2 separate regions of the Homo sapiens genome follow, and region 1 is linked to region 2. A link is a loop called in an ENCODE intact Hi-C map of the cell type or tissue named here. Cell type or tissue: chondrocyte. All regions are shown on one strand. Each heading gives the region's core, and the rest is flanking DNA. Links, peaks and the distances in the headings are about the cores only.

Region 1 (5,538 bases), core at 539-5,538, 210 kb after region 2:
TCTGATTTGATCAGATGATCAAAATCCATATGGCTCATATATCAAAACTCATCTGGGATCACAGATAGATACCCTCTGCTTGATGCATTAAAAAATTCCTGAAGAGCGCACAAAAAACAAATTTTGTTTTATAACAAATCGAATTATAATTTACAACTACTAGAGAAACTGGCTATGTGAAGGGCTATCATGATAAACTATTTTATGAATCAAATAATGACCTTCAATCTTCATTTATTAAGTTGTGTCTTTTCTTTATTCTTTCAGAATAGATTTGAGGCATACATTGCAACTCATAGTTTGTAAATTTGAATATTTGGGTTTGTGAAAACTGGTAGACTAAACATGCAAACATAAAAATGCTTTAAAAGTTATCCTTCCTTCCGCCGGGCACGGTGGCTCATGCCTGTAGTCCCAGCACTTTGGTGAATCACCTGAGGTCAGGAGTTCGAGACCAGTCTGGCCAACATGGTGAAACCCCATCTCTACTAAAAATACAAAAAAATTAGCTGGGCGTGGTGTCGGGTGCCTGTAGTCCTAATTACTCCGGAGGCTGAGGCATGAGAATCACTTGAACCCGGGAGGCGGAGGTTGCAGTGAGCCGAGATTGCACCATTGCACTCCAGCCTGGGTGACAGAGTGAGACTTTGTCTCAAAAAAAAAAAAAAATTATCCTTTCTTCAAAATAATTTCTGTAAATTGTTAATAACGTCTAAAATGACTATTGAAAGATTAAAACATCTTTTATCATATATGCCAAGAGTGTTCATGACTAGCAGAAATTTACCTTTGACTGTTTATCAATTTATAATTGTAGGATTTCAGTTCCTTCCATTAAAAGTGTGGCCTAGATTATAGCACTTGCTGGCATTTACTATTTTGGTCATCCTATTACAGATGATTATAGAGAGATTTGTAAGTGCTTTGCTATTTTAAAATTTATTTCCAGGTCAGTCTGAAAATTTTTACTTTTTCAAAAGAAAACATAGACTCTTGCGGGTATGTTTACATTGTAGTATTTAAATTTATGCTGAATTTACTGTTTATATGAATGATCAGATCCAGTTAAATACATTTTTATCTACTTCTATGGAGATTTATGAAAATAAAGCAAAAGCAGGAAGAAGGTAATGACTTACACGGTAATTGTTATTTATAATTTAAGTACATTAATTATGGCAAGATAAGTTATAAGCAATGGGAAAAACCACTTGTTTTTAAGTCTGCATATGTGTGTGTGTATGTATGTGTATACATATATATTCCTGTTACATCAGAAGGTTTTTGCTTGAATTGTTTCCTAATTTCTCTCTTACTGATATATATATTAATGTGCTATGGATTATGATGGCTATTATCAAAATATATAATATATGTAATATTGGAAAATTTATCTTTCATAGAAACTTCAAACAAAAGTGACATTTAAAATTATATGTGATGAACACATTTTACCATGTGCAATACATGCATTTGATATAATTTTGCCACAGAAATAATAAAACTAACAAAAGTGTGCTGAATATTATTTCACGTGGGGGGGGGTGTAAAGGCATAACGCTTTCATTTTTGCTTTATATGGCTAGCTCCCCATCACTGCACTAGTGTTGGTTTTTCCTTTTAGTTCCTTTTGACCTTTTAGCTCTTTCCACCCTTCCATCTTTCCTAGCCCAGAAAACAGGTGTAGGAGGAAATTGGTTTCTTTATGAACTCTCCTTCCAGCCACAATAATCTCAGATTGACTCCACTCTCAAGATCCCGTGCTAAGCTTTGTGTTTGGATGAAAACCCAAAACATATTGTAAAATTTAATATTGCGTTTTCATATGCTTAAACCTAATTTACCTTTTAGAAAAAAAATTTGCATATTTCTTCCTTCTTAAGGGCCCACACACAATGTGGAAAATGCTTGGAGGCAGGATGGTGTGATAGGTTCTCTGGAGGTTTCTGAGAGGGGCATTGAAGTCGACTTTTGTTTCTCTTTTTTTCTTCTCCCTAAGCTTTAGTAATATGAAACCTGGCAGGGATGTCTTAAGCCAGCTCTGCACGGAAGGTGGACCTAAATTGCCTCTAAGCTGATGAGCTGACCCTCCCCTCCACTAACCCTCCACCTCCACCTTTTCATTTCTGAGATGAAACTTTGAAAATTATTATTATTATTATTATTATTATTATTATTATTATTATTATTTGCAGGAAGCTGTGTCTGCAGACTATGAACAGAGGAATCGTCTCCACTGCTCACTGACCCTAACCCATTGGGTCTCTGGCTAAAGCAGAAGAGTCCCACACCTGAGGGGAGGGTGTTCGCTCTGAACACACAGCTTCAAGGATGTTCTGCTCTAATGGAAAGGCTCTAGACTGTAGCTAAGACTTTCACTCGTCCAGATATTTACAGTTTGAAGGACTTCCCTCCTGATATTTTTGGCAATAAAGGAGAAAATCATTTCTCCTCAGAGCATTTGAAATTGGAAAAATAAACGTGCTGTGTGCAGCTGAATCTTCTAAGCCTTTGACATTTTTCAGTGGCAGGATGGAGGGTCCGTATGGACAGTCAGACTTGAGCGCTTGAACACTTACAGTCTTTGCGTCTGCAAAACCTGGATAATCACTCCATATACCACCTGCCGGGAACTAATTTTCTTGTCATTTCATAAAAAAAGATTCCCAGTCTTCTAGACAAGTTGCAAGGACTGACTAACGCGGGGGAATGCTTGCATATCAGCAGACCAGAGGTGGTGTAGACGCCAAGCGTGGACCGAGTCCCGGGGCGCCCCAGAAGTGTCTTCTCCCCGAGCGACAGAGTTAATGCCTCGCATTAACAGCTATGAGTCCCTCTTGGGTTTCTCCCACTCCCAACACCCTTCTCTGAGCCCCTGGCCACCGTCGCCTTCTCCTCTCGCGCCCCACTGACCAAACATCCCTTTCATCAGGTGGGGTTGGGGTGTCTAGTTTTCGGGAAGGATCGCGCAAGGGTTAATGATGAAAGCTGGCGACCAGGTGGGGCGCCCACACCCGCCCCCGGCCACGGTGGGCGTCGGAGGTGAGGGGGCGCTATTCGGGCAGCAGTGCTCCGGGTGGCGCGCGGGAGAGCTGCCAGGCTGACGGAGAGGCCGGCCCGAGTGGGGGCCGCTCCGCCGCCGCCGCCGCCGCCGCCGCTGTGATGCGGAGCCGGTGCTGCGCCGGGCGGTGGAGTCAGAGCCCGGGCGCGGGAGCAGGAGCTGCAAGATCAGCACCAGCGGCTCCGGCACCTGCACCAGCTCCCGGGCCCCGCGCTGCGCTCTCCGCCCCGCCGCACTCGGGGCCGTCGCCCCGCGCTCTCTATGGATGTCAAGGCGGCCCCCAACGGGGTGGCCACTATCGAGGACCGGATCCTGCGGATCACCGGCTACTATGGCTATTATCCAGGTTACTCCAGCCAGAAAAGTAAGACGCCGCGCGGCTGCCCTGCGCGAGGCGGGGAAGGGAGGTGGGCGCGCAGGGGTGCCGCGGGGATGCGGACGGGCGGGCGCGCGGTACGGACACCTGCAGCCCTGCGGACGCTGTCAACACCGCCTTCCTGGCGGCGGGGACCCCCCGGGGAGAAAAGTATGTCCGCTGTCCTCGGTGCTGAACCGTGAGAGGGCAAGGGGCCCGGCTGGGTGCGCCCAGGAGTTTGGAAACAGTCGTAGCCTTGGGGGGAGGTGCGGAGGGGACCTGGTGAGCGCTCCTGACCGCCGTTGGCCGGCTCACCCTGGTGGATTTACGCCCGGAGGAGGCTAACATGGCTGTTCACTTAGCGGAAAGTCAGCCCTAGGGGATACATGCCCCGAAAGCCCCTACTGCGTGCGGGGCGCTGGGGACGCAGGCTGGGGAGGCTCGGGGGTGGGGCTGGCGGGGGCGGCCGACCCAGACGTGGGTCCCGGCGCTGGTGGGGTCAGCTCGTTCACTCCGGGCTGTTGAGACGCTGCCAGCGCGGGAGTTACTCCGGTTACAGTATCTTTAGGAGGTTCTTCACCCTGGGAAGAGAAAAGAACCTGCTCAGGTCTCCGAGCCCCAGAGCTTGGAGCCAGAGACCCGTGCAAAAGACTGGGGGCGTGGGGGGGGGGGGTCTGAGAAGGGGAGGCGACAGGGCCACCCGCCCCCGCCGCACGTCGCGGTCACCGCTTTCTTCCAGCTAAGCGAGGTCATGCGGCGTGGATGCTTTCACGTTTTTGGACCAGTTTTGGTGGGAGGGCGATGAGGTGTGCTCTGCTCGCAGTCCCCCTCCCCCAGTACACAAACCCACTAGCTATATTTGCTGGGATTAGTTCTACTGGCGACTGAAGTGCAGCTCATTTTTCTTCGAATTGGAGGAGTAGCTGCGGTTTAGTTTCTATGCAGGTGGGCTTTCGCTTTTTTCTTTATCAATGCATTTCTGTTGCAACAGATGAAGCTTAATTGATGTTTTTGCCGTTATTGTTGTCAGAAGCTTGGAAGCTCCTAGATGCATTTCTGATACGTATTTTTCTATGACATTTGGGGTGCAATCAACATTACAGTTTCTGTGATGCGTGGGACCCACAAAAATTCCGGCACAAAGACAAGAAAACACTATTTTTTCATGTAACTTTCTCCCCTACCATGCTTCCTCTCTATTGAATAATAATTCAAGAGCTTTGTTCCATGGGCTGTTCTCACACAGATATTTTCTAGTTCGATATTTCATCTGGTTTCAGGAAAGGCCTATCTGATTTGGATGGTTTCTGTCTAGCTGTTTTTAGCATTAGGGGCTTAAATTATTCATTTTCCATACAAAAGTAATTATATAGTGTTAGAATTTTCTGGAAAGAAAATAACACACTGTGGAATGCCCTTTGAAGTACTATACACTCAAAAACTTCTCCTTTTTTATTGGCAAAGGATTTCTTTTTTAACCCTGGAAACATAAGTAAAGGAACTAATATATCTTGTGGAAATTACTTGACTTTCACCTTTGAATATTTTAATTAGGAACCATGGGATTTTAGTGGCTTAGAGAATGTAGAAGCTGTGTGTGAAATTACAAGACTCAGGGTGGTTTATTATTGTAATTTTTATGACAATGGAACTTTGGCTAACAATGAACAACCCAAAAAGAATACTGAAAAAGTGACATTTTAGATAAGAACATGTTCATATTATATTTTTGTACTTGCTCAAATAGCTGCACATGCTTCATTTGCAACACAATAACAGGACAAAAAAAGGGAAGAGCACTGGCCAAGGCTATAACTGGTAGCCAAAAGGGATAAAGATTAACTTGGCATGGTTATTTGTGATGGGCACTTACCTACCTAAGTTCAGACCGTAGAGTTAAAAGAGTGAAGGCAGAGAATCTCACAAGAAGAGAGAATTAAGTGATAGTCAGATAAATCTCAGGATGCTCATGCTTTCGGAAGTAGAGAAAGATTGCTATTTTGCACAGTGAGAGATTGAGAGAGGAGAAAGCTGGAGGAGGGCCAGGGAACCGAGCACCATGAAATAATCCTGTCCTAATGCAGGCTTCAACTAGTAAACAAACACACTGAAGCAAACCAGT
Region 2 (6,136 bases), core at 652-5,651:
CTGTTCCTGTGTTAGTTTGCTGAGAATGATGCTTTCTAGCTTCATCCATGTCCCTGCAAAGGACATGAACTCATCCTTTTTATGGCTGCATAGTATTCCATGGTGTATATGTGCCATATTTTCTTTATCCAGTCTATCATTGATGGGCATTTGGGTGGTTCCAAGTCTTTGCTATTGTGAACAGTGCCGCAATAAACATATGTGTGCATGAGTCTTTATGGTAGAATGATTTATAATCCTTTGGGTATATACCCAGTAGTGGGATTGCTGGGTCAAATGGTATTTCTAGTTCTAGATCCTTGAGGAATCACCACACTGTCTTCCACAATGGTTGAACTAATTTACACTCCCACGAACAGTGTAAAAACATTCCTATTTCTCCACATCCTCTCCAACATCTGTTGTTTTGTTTCCTGACTTTTTAATGATCGCCATTCTAACTGGCATGAGATGGTATCTCAATGCAGTTTTGATTTGCATTTCTCTAGTGACTAGTTATGATGAGCTTTTTTCATATGTTTGTTGGCTGCAGAAGATGCGGCTCTTAATATATAAAGCCACATCCCTCTCATAATTTTGTGAGTTCCTTCCAGCACTGTGCTGGAGCCAGCACATATTGAATTGCAAGAGCTAATGGTTAAAACTTTTGGGAATTTTTAAAGTCAGCTCTTAAACTTAGCCATTAATAGAAATCAAATTATATAAATTTACAACTAAATAAATTATATTACAATATTTTCATATGCTCAAAACTCTTCACTTCCTAATTATTTTACTACATGTTACTTCTGTCTGGGCTTTCGAGGCTATTTACGTCTATTGCATGGTATGGTGGAAAACCGCATCATGGTGTGCTACTGTGTATCTTTTCCCAACTCTGCATTCTGTGATGTCATATTGGTGGTTGGAAATTGGCCATGGTGGGAGGATTTACACCACAGAAATTAATAAATACTACAAATCAGAGCTTGATTTACTGTTTTGTTGATTGTCTAGACTTAAAGTGATGGAGTAATGTTAATACTGCAAATTAAACTAAAAAAAAAAAAAAAGAACTGTGTTGCATCCACTGCCAAAGCGGAGAGAAGCTTCAGTTTAATGAATATAATTCATATCAGGATAAGGAATAGTTTAACAGTAGATTACATATCTGATTTAATGTTCATAAATTTATTGGGAAAAGAGTGGGTTAGGGTACAACTCCACTTGTCAAATGGTAGATGAATTGCAAGCATAAGTTAGTTACAGATAGAAAAACTTGACAAAAACCAGTGAAATCATCTTGTGAGAATCAATTGGCTGCATGGGACTTGCAGCCTGGCATGAGGTTGTCCCCATGAGTTTATCCCTGCAATTACTTCATCTTAAGCAAAAGCTTGAATCAAGGTGAATTTCAGGTTTCCTGCATTCTTAAATTCTGAATTTTTATGGCTGCTTGTTGTACTTAGCCTTTTAAATGTGCTTGTTGGTTTATCAAGAGAAAGGCAAATATAATAAAACCTCAATGATTCAATTTTGGGATTTGAGATGATACTTTGTTAAATTTGTATGGCCTTTTTGTAGTTTACTACATGTTTTAGCACACATCTTGTTTGTTCCTCTAATAATTCTAACAACCCTAGCATTGAGATAAACAGGGAGTTATTAGTGTTACCATTTACTGTTGAGGACACTGAGGCTCAGGATAGTTCATAACTTGCTCCAAGAGCACAGATAGTGAGCAGAAAGGCCAGGTCTAGGGCTTCCGGGTGGTTTCCTTGATTTCTCACGTCTCTTCTCTTTGATCTGCTTAAACAAAGAACTCCATTGAGCTAGTAGTAGTCACATCATCTTATGTCTTCTGAGCATACGTTGAACAAAAAAGTCTGTCTAAAAGTAGATTGCAAGGTTAGAAGACTATTTTTTTTTCCCAGTGAAGTAAATAAACCCATCCTTTCTGATTAAGTGAGGAGCTTAAGAGGAAGTAACAGTTGATTGCTTGTTAGGATAATAACTACTTTAGAACTCAAAGTCAGTGAACATGAATGTGCCCACACCAGAATAGGTGTTCAGTAATAGAACAACCTGATAAAGAGGACAGCAGCTTGGGATATGTTTGAGTGTAATCACAATCAAAGCAGCCTCTAGTATCTTTTATACTTTTTATAGCATAACCAGCAGATTGACTTTAGTGATGAGGATAACACAGAGTGACTTCTTAAGTGAACAAGGGACACTAGAAAAACAACAGTTTTTTATTTTTTAAAAATGGCATAAGAATGATTCCTTATACTACTCTAGGCTTTTGGTGTGTTTCTTTTCTTCTTCTCATCATTTATTTAGCTTGGAGTTGCCATATTTTTATGGGGCAAATTCCCAAAGAGGTGGGAATTTCATGAAGCCAAATATAGACATAAAGGTGGTATTCAGATAAAGAGGAACTGTGTTTGCTATGCATTTCCTCTAGTGAGGCAAATGTATGTGATATCGTCCCTTCTGCTTATTTGAGCAAGCCCCCAAGGAGGGGCGCTGTAGCCAGAAGTTGCTATTTAGGGCTCTGTCCCTAATTTACTGTGATATGTTAATGAAATATACACAGAAGTATTTTCTCCATGGAATGGGGATACCTGTCTGTAAGAATCATTATGCATGATGACAGGGTGACATCCAAACACCCTGTGGTCTTGTCTCAGGCACCACCTACCATCAGCAAATTAAAAGATGGCTCTTCCTTGAACTCAGCAGTAGGTGTCGCTGCAGTCAACTAAAAAGGAACGCTCTGGCCAAAAGGATTCTTTTTTTTTTTTAGATGGAGTCTCACTCTGTTGCGCAGGCTAGAATGCAGTGGTGCGATCTCGGCTCGCTGCAACCTCCGCCTCCTGGGTTCAAGCAATTCTCCTGCCTCAACCTCCTGAGTAGCTGGGATTACAGGTGCACACCACCACACCCGGCTAATTTTTTTTGTGTTGTTAGTAGAGATGGGGTTTCACGACGTTGGCCAGGCTAGTCTTGAACTCCTGACCTCAGGTGATCCACCCACCTCCGCCTCCAAAAGTGCTGGGACGACAGGCATAAGCCACCGTGCCCGGCCCAAAAGGATTCTATTAGAGGGAAAAGGAAAGGAGCTATTACAATTGAAAGTAGCTATTACAATTAGTTATCTAGATTTCTTTCCCACCCCAAACCCAAATCCTTCATTACATACTATTGTTTATCTTTTAAAATGTGACGTCTTATAATCAATAAGTCTCTTCAGAAAAAAAAGTTGCTTCTGTAAACCTTGCAATCCATCTATCCATTCATTCATTCAACGAATACTTCCTATGTGCCTACAACTTGTGAGGGACTTGCTAGGCTTTAGGCTTACAATGATAAACAGTAGTGATAGTCTGGCTTTTTGGAGCTTACTCTCTGGTGGGGAGACAGGCAATTAAAGAGGTAATACAAAAAATTATAGTACAGCAAGATTAGTATAATCATAGGAAATGCACTAGATGAAATAGAAGGAGACAACAAGGGAAACTGAGTTGAGGGGTCAGAGATGATCTCTTGCATAAAATAGCATGTAAAAAGGTGCCCATGGGGCACAAATTAGAAAGACAGCATCTGGATTCCTTTACTCCATCCGACATTCGCACAGGTTCTTGTCATGGTGCATTTTATCTCCCTTGTCGTCAGCACTATTTGAAATGCATAAAGAATATCCTTCCTCCTGATTTTACTTAGATAATTTGAAATACCTAAAGGGTTAATCATGATTTATATTGCTGTCATTATATCTCTCTTGAGATACTGAAAACTGCTTAGTGTCTTGTCAAATACTTTGACAAATACTCTTGATTATTTTATTAGCATATGATATATGAAAGATAAAATCAAATGTTGAAGCAGTCTGTCTTTCCCTTATTTCTACATTTACTCCTCACTGGGGTGTTTGAGTTAAAAAAAAAAGCTTCAGTTTCTATCAGGAAGTCAAAGTCAGCCTAAAACACAAGTGGGAGCCAATTTGGCACCAGTTATATGACCTGACTGGCAATAAAGAACTGGCTATTGCATTAGGTCTTGGACATTTTAAGAAGATAATGAAGAAGGAAATATTGATAAGAAACATGAAGTTATTCTATCGGTATTTGCTCTATCTCTAGTGACTCATGAATTATATTTTCAAAACCCTAAACTCAATTTATTAAGAGTTCCAAATACTGATTTTTGGATGAGTAAAGCCAGGAGACCAAAAAAATTGTATGTATTGAAAAGATAGCAGAAATGTGTTCTGATGAATCATTAACAACTTTTCTTGCCTCTTTTATCATTGTCATTGCAAAAGTTCCTTATTATAATTATTACCCGTACTATTGTATATAATATATATAACGTATATTATATATATATATTTTACTTGACTCTGGGGCCTGCACTCACCTTATTCATCCAAAAGAACATTTATTTTTCACATTATAAAAGGTATGGCCTCAAGGCTAGTAGGACTATAACCATTTTTCTTAGAATAAAGAAAATAAGTGTTCAAATGTATCAGGTTACAAAATAACAGAAAGACAAACATCACATGTTCTCATTTATTTGTGGGATCTAAAAATCAAAATAATTGAACTCATGCACATAGAGAGTAGAAGGATCATTACCAGAGGCTGGGAAGGGTAGTGGAGGATTCAAGGGAGCTGGGGATGGTTAATGGGTACAAAAAAATAAAAAAATAGAATGAAGAAGACCTACTATTTGGTATCACAACAGGGTGACTATAGTCAATAATAATTTAATCGTACATTTTAAAATAGCTTAAAGAGTGTAATTGGACTGTTTGTCACTCAAAGGATAAAAGCTTGAGGGGATGGATACCCCATTCTTCTCCATAATGTGCTTTTGCCAAGAGCTGGACATTCAGAACAGTGAAAGGCCTAATTGTACACAGTTCTTCTTAGCTTTTGTAGATGAACCCCTTGCCATTTTTATGTCCAGGAAATTGAAGTGTTTGGTCTTGTCCTAACTTGTAAAGGGAAACATTGTAATATTCTGGGAGGAGCCATGGGGAAACTTCTTATTGCTCTAGCCTTGCTATTAATTTATGGTGTGGTCTTGGGTGACTCTTAGTTGCTCTGAGCCTTTACTGTTTTCATCTGTAAAAAGGGGCCTGATGTGAGGTCAGCATGTAGAAACCCCTTCATTTTTCCTCTGTGCTCACCCCCAGTGTATTTGGGCCCACCTTCCTTTTTGACTCAAAGAAAGAGGTGACCTAACCCCTATTCAAGTACAGCCCTGCCACCTGCATGCGATCTGGAGCTTATCACCTTCTTCCTCCTCTTTGAGCTGTTAAGGAAACTGAGCCATTTGGGAACCCTCATTGTCTAAGTTAGAAATCTGGGTGCCATCTCTAATTCTTCTCTGCTTCACTCGGTTCTCGCATCCACTCAGTAGCAAAGCCCCATTCATTTTGTCTCCTAAGAGTGACTGTTCAATTTACCCTTCTTTGCCATCCTCCTTGCCTTCAGCCAGCATCATGTCTTGCCCAAACTATTGCAGGAGCCTCTTTACTGATGTTCTTTCTTGCTTGCAGTTCCTCTATTTCCAGTCCCTTCTCCACACTGTGTTCAGAGATATCTTTCTAAAACACAAATCTTATTATGTTAATTGAGTATCAGCAACTCCACTGAACAAATATTTATGGTGTGAATGGGTGTTATAACAGGTTCTGAGAGATGATCAATTTGAATAAGACAGCATGGTCCCATTTAAATGAAATCCTTGTGTTGGCTACCTATATTACCTATAGGATAAAATGAATTTCCTTTGCATGGCCTTTGATGCTGTACGTCAAATTTCCCTTCCTGTAGCCTTACCTTTGAATGCCTCTTCTCTTGCCGTCTGCATACTTTATATCCCTGCCACCAAACTCTTTTTAACCTGAGCATGCAGTGTTCTTTCATGTTTCTAAGATTTTGCATATCCAGATCTCTATGTCTGGAATTCCCTTTCCAACTTCTCCCTTGGCCTACCCATTGTTCCCTATCAGATGAAACTGTCATCTTATTTGGGAGAATTCTCATTAATCTATTACTTCCTTGTTTATACTTGTACAGTCCTTTATTCATAGTGTTATATTGTATTTTTAAATGTCTGTCATATGAGATTGTGAGCTACT

Evidence for each region. Hi-C counts contacts between places; a loop is a spot of excess contacts. Peaks named below come from ENCODE experiments on the same cell type or tissue, not always from the same donor. Only the 100,000 strongest peaks of a DNase experiment are listed, where the experiment ranks them.
Region 1: a loop joins it to region 2, with 2.7 times the contacts of the local background. A loop is called at or near these places in 13 of 110 quality-filtered maps.

The regions. Positions count from the first base shown.
Region 1 is chr14:57,863,610-57,869,147 of GRCh38, reverse strand. SLC35F4 (solute carrier family 35 member F4) reads left to right here and starts at 3,056. Exons shown (of 8, transcript NM_001306087.2): 1 at 3,056-3,425. The coding sequence starts at 3,323. In chondrocyte, for the core only: no CTCF peak of the experiment used is centred there; a DNase peak (open chromatin) is centred at 3,637.
Region 2 is chr14:58,069,371-58,075,506 of GRCh38, reverse strand. The region is part of intron 5 of ARMH4 (armadillo like helical domain containing 4); the gene reads left to right. Among named protein-coding and RNA genes, the nearest start is that of ARMH4, 80 kb to the left of the region's middle. RefSeq lists enhancers at 2,821-2,870, 2,602-2,896. In chondrocyte, for the core only: CTCF peaks have their summits at 2,515 and 2,719 (motif pointing right); no DNase peak of the experiment used is centred there.